Regions from separate parts of the Homo sapiens genome. Here region 2 is linked to region 1. A link is an interaction called in ENCODE POLR2A ChIA-PET data of the cell type or tissue named here. Cell type or tissue: PC-9. All regions are shown on one strand. Region 1 overlaps DYNC1H1 (dynein cytoplasmic 1 heavy chain 1). Region 2 overlaps PPP2R5C (protein phosphatase 2 regulatory subunit B'gamma).

The links. Peaks named below come from ENCODE experiments on the same cell type or tissue, not always from the same donor. Only the 100,000 strongest peaks of a DNase experiment are listed, where the experiment ranks them.
Region 2: POLR2A ChIA-PET joins it to region 1 with 16 read pairs; 5 of 35 experiments call an interaction of 5 or more read pairs at or near these places.

The regions. Positions count from the first base shown.
Region 1 is chr14:101,979,296-101,981,795 of GRCh38, reverse strand. DYNC1H1 (dynein cytoplasmic 1 heavy chain 1) reads right to left here. Exons shown (of 78, transcript NM_001376.5): 3 at 2,304-2,477; 4 at 1,822-2,077; 5 at 1,246-1,432. Among named protein-coding and RNA genes, the nearest start is that of DYNC1H1, 16 kb to the right of the region's middle. RefSeq lists an enhancer at 687-736. In PC-9, no CTCF peak of the experiment used is centred here; DNase peaks (open chromatin) are centred at 945 and 1,395; H3K4me3 peaks cover 723 bases; H3K27ac peaks cover 2,500 bases.
Region 2 is chr14:101,919,545-101,922,044 of GRCh38, reverse strand. All of the region lies in intron 15 of PPP2R5C (protein phosphatase 2 regulatory subunit B'gamma), which reads right to left. Among named protein-coding and RNA genes, the nearest start is that of DYNC1H1, 44 kb to the left of the region's middle. In PC-9, no CTCF peak of the experiment used is centred here; no DNase peak of the experiment used is centred here.

The DNA of each region.
Region 1 (2,500 bases):
CTTTGGCATAAGATCAAAAAAAGTATTAGGAAAAAAACAAAAGTTTCAGAGGTGTTAAAAAAATCAAAGTATACATTTCAGCATAGTGAATGCGCATGTAATGTGTGCAATGTGATCTAAGTAACCGGAAGGTTTCTACTTACAATTTTCTCTAACATTTAAGATGTGGGTACCATACGTTTTTTGGGGGAAGTGAGAACATGACAACTGCTATTGTCTTAATTACTTGTTCTAACATGTCTTTTGTGAGCACAGAGTTGAACAGAAATGCCTAATAATGCCTCGTGTTCAAACATTGTAGACCTAGTACGTGCTAATGCAGCTCAGTCAAGTTACAAAGTTTTTAAAAGAATTTAAAAATAATTGTAATAATGACTGTGAGTGGTAGCTCACACCTGTAATCCTAGCACTTTGGGAGGCCAAGGCAGGAGGATTGCTTGAGACTAGGAGTTTGATACCAGCATGGGCAACGTGGCAAGTCCCCATTTCTACAAAAATTCAAAAATTAGTTGGACATGGTGGTACATCCCTGTAGTCCCAGCTACTTGGGTGGCTGAGGTGAGAGGATGGCTTGAGCCTGGGAACTCCAGGCAGCAGTGAGCTATGATTATGCCACCACATTCCAGCCTGGGAAACAAAGTGAGATCCCATCTCTTAAAAAAAATAAATTTTAAAAATTTTAAAAAGAAAAAAACAAAACAAAACAAAACAAAAAACAACATCACTGGCACTGTTCTCCACTCAGAAAACTAAATTCATTTTGGCCACTTGTCAGAATAGGGAGGAAGACAAAGAAGAGAAAGGGGCAAGTAAAAAGAGGAAGAGAAAGTGGTACTGACCAGTTCTTTTTCCACAACCCTCTGGGCAAATAGAACTGCTTCACTTAAACCACCTTCTTGCCTGGCCTGTCAAAAGCATACCTGACTTTGTGCCAATTGTACAGCCGACTCGTGGAGATGACTCATGGAGCCCAGCAGTGGGGAAACAAGAAGGAATCTGTGCTCATACCTAGAGACTGTTTCATGTTCTTAAATCCCCTGAAGGGAAAGGGGAAAGCTAAGTGTGTAGGAGAATAATTTTCATTACTTGGAACTGAGGGAAAGATAAGATGTGATGTAAGAAAGGAAATGGTTAAAAACGACAGTACATCTGTGAAAACTATAGTTTTCATTTAAATTATCAAGTAAGATCTCGTAAAAGCCAGATCAATAACTTACTGATCAGATTATTAGTTCTAGTTGTTACCTGTGTCAGTGTCAAAACTGACGGTGGCATGGAAGCGCTTGCCATGTTTCAAGATATCCAGAGTCAGGAGAACTTCCGGGCTCTCCCGTTTCTCCTGGATGCGGTATAACGCACGTTCCAAGTTTAGCCAAAAACTAATTTCCTGTAAGGCAGTTCCTGATGCAGGATCTCGATCCAGTTTGGTCACCTTTGAAAATAAAATAACACCCAAGGGTATTCACTATTTAAACAAGGTAGAATAGATATCGTTAACAAAACACATGCATTACAACTCAATTTTTATATTTCAAGTAGATTTCCTTCCCTGTAAATCAAAAGTGGCTTGATTTGAAATCAAAGGTATACGACTGCTGAGATTAATGCTCTATCAGGGTGACTACTCAAGCAATCTCACACTGTCCCCTGACCATTCCACCCAGACCAAGGCTAGTCCTGCACTGGACAGTCCCAGGACCAAGAGGCGGCACCACTAACAAGTTATCACATAATTTACCTCACTTACAAAATCCAGATCAGTTTTCCCAAAGATATTAAAGAGTAACATATTTTACATAACTTTCAATCCTGTGCTCTTACTTTTTGAATTTCTCGGATCCAGCGGTTAACTCCAGATTGTAACTGATTAAGAAATGTTGGGTCTTCAACCTTATCACCAAAGTCTGTAACTTTTGGCTTTTCTCCACGCTCATAACACTGTTTTGCAACATTTGTGATCATTGGATGAATCGGCAGGCTGATCTCCGGAATTTCAATATTTTGCTGCAAGTGAAGGAGTCCCATTTCGAGTTCTGCAATCTTCTTTTCAACTGAAGGAGCCATTTTATCACCATCCCTAAAAACAGATTTCATACCTCAACATTTAGTGTGCTATTGGTCTCCAAAGAGATCCCATCATTTCAGGTCTGTCAAATAGTAATGACACACATATTTATTAATACACAGGGTTTATATCCCCTCGGCTCACTAGCGTTACCCTCCCAATTCCCAAGTTTTACACCGAGTTCTATACTATCTTGTGAACATTAAGTGAAATATAACATTCAAACCACAGTTTTTACCTGTCTGCCTTGCCAGACTCTCTAATGTAGGACTTAAAAAAAGGAGCCACTGCATTGCTAATGAAAGAATGCAAAGTTTCGTAGGGCGAGTCTTCACTGAGTGTAAGGACCCGGAGCTGAGAAGACACGGGTTTATCTGCATCAATCACGGGAGTACGTTTAATGAATGCCAAGCTAAAAAGAAAAATAAAACAAGA
Region 2 (2,500 bases), 60 kb after region 1:
ACCTTCCGTCTCTCTACACCTTCCTTACTTGCGTGGTTGACACTGCTTTTCTCCCGACCAACTGTTAAAAATGAGAATTGCAAACATTTAAAATGTCTATAATATAAATGTTATTCACATGATATTTGCTAGTTTTCTTTGAATGTTCTGTATAGGGTTATACTAGTTTCTTGAAGGAAATGTAAATAAAGGATAGGTAGATACATGGTTGAATTTCTCCACAAAAATCCAGCCTACTCCATCCATCAGCATCAGAGCCTGCTTCCCACTCTCCAGCTATTCCTTCAACTACCTCTCACACCTCTCCCTACCCAACACTCACATCATCTCAAAGAAATGTGAAATTATTTTGGAAAAATAAAGTTAGCTGAAAATAAAATTAAAAGGGCACTGAATATAATCAAATGACTATATATAAAAACCAAAAAAGCTTAATTTTCAGCTATCATTTCTTACGTCAATTTGGTCACCAAATTGTGCACGTTTTTCCTGCATCCCGGTACCTTTTTTTTTTTAATTTTCAGAGTCCGAGTCTGGCTCTGTCACCCAGGCTGGAGGGCAGTGGTGCGATCATAGCTCACTGCAGACTTGAATTGGTACCTTCTTTTTGCTTTAACCATAGTGCTTTCAGAATTTCCAGAAAACGACTCCAAACATTTTTCAACTTAAGAAAAGTTTATTGGCTGGGCGCGGTGGCTCATGCCCATAATCCCAGCACTTTGGGAGGCCAAGGCAGGCAGATCACTTGAGACCAGGAGTTTGAGACCAGCCTAGCCAACATGTTAAAACTCCATCTCTGCTAAAAATACAAAAATCAGCTGAGTGTGGTGGTGCCGGTAGTCACTGCTGCTTGGGAGGCTGAAGTGGGCGGATTGCTTGAGTCCAGGAGGCCGAGGCTGCAGTGAGCCAAGATTGTGCCACTGCATTCCAGCCTGGGTATCAGAGCAAGACCCTGTCTCAAAAAAAAAAAAAAAAAAAAAAAAAAAAAAAGCAGAATTTATCATTTCAAATATTACACCTAGAGACTGCACTTCATAAATACCTTCATCTGGATAGGTTGAATTCAACTGAATTCAATTGATTCAACTGATCCACAGAAATCTACAAGGAGTCAGGCCAGGCACAGGTCCTCACACCTGTAATCTCAGCACTGCAGGAGGCTGAGGTAGAAGGATCGCCTGAGCCCAGGAGGTTGAGGCTGCAGTGTGCTGTGATCACACCACTGCACTCCAGCCTGGGTGACACAGTGAGACCCTGTCTCCAAACACAAACAAAAACTATAAGAAGTCTTGGAATTGCATAGTATTATTAGTCTTCCAACTTTGTTCTTTTTCACAGTTGTTTTGGCTACTCTAGATCCTTTGCATTTCCATGTGAATTTTAGAATTAGCTTTCTCAACTTCTTGAGGATAAAAAGCCTGCTGAGATTCTAATGGAGAGCACGTTAATCTGGGGAAAACAGACATCCCAATGACTCTTCTGAGTCTTCTGACTCAGGAACATAATTCATAGAGATCTAAGGATGAGGTGAGGGAATCACTGTTGTAAGAATATCAGTCACACAGGAAACCCGGTGACAGAATACAATTTCAAGAGTTGTGAAAACAAGGAAGCAGACATGCTACAGGAGTTCTCCAAGAACTGTCCTGCCTGTGTGTGTATTTACAAGTAGACACGTGGATGGCCATAGGACTGGTTCCTTCCTGTCACTGTATAAGGTAACCCTCCCAGGAGGGGACGTGCCCCTTTCTAAGGGCAGTGGACAGACCAAGCAGTTGGACGTTCTGGGGCCCCGAATATCACACAGATACTAGGCCTGACTTTCAAAGGCAGCTTTACTCAGGAGAGAATGCTATTTTGGTTTGCATTCTTGATCAAGTTCTTGATCTACTACAGAGCAGGACCTAAATTGCAAATATGCACACACCTTTCAGGTACATCACATTTTGGACCTAGTTTATTCTTTGTCTAGCTTTAATTCTGACCTAAGTCAAAGGCTATACCAAAAATAAAAATTCCCCAACCCTAAGCTATTTAATGTGTAAGAATTGGTTTTTTTTTTTTTTTTTTTTTTTGAGACGGAGTTTTGCTTTTCTTGCCCAGGCTGGAGTGCAGTGGCACCATCTTGGCTCACTGCAACCTCCACCTCCCAGGTTCAAGCGATTCTCCTGCCTCAGCCTCCCAAGTAGTTGGGATTACAGGAACCTGCCACCAAGCCTGGCTAATTTTTGTATTTTTTAGTAGAGATGGGGTTTCCCCATGTTGGCCAGGCTTGTTTCAAACTCCTGAGCACAGGTGATCTGCCTGCCTCGGCCTCCCAAAGTGCTGGGATTACAGGCGTGAGCCACCACACCCGGCCAAGAATTGGCTTTTTAACTGTGTATAGCCTCGTGTCTTAAAAATGAACACGTGGCCACAAACTCCCAGGCAGGTTCCCTCACAGAAGAGACACCGACTGTGATTTCCTTCTGTGTGCAGTAACAAGGTCAACTTAACAAGT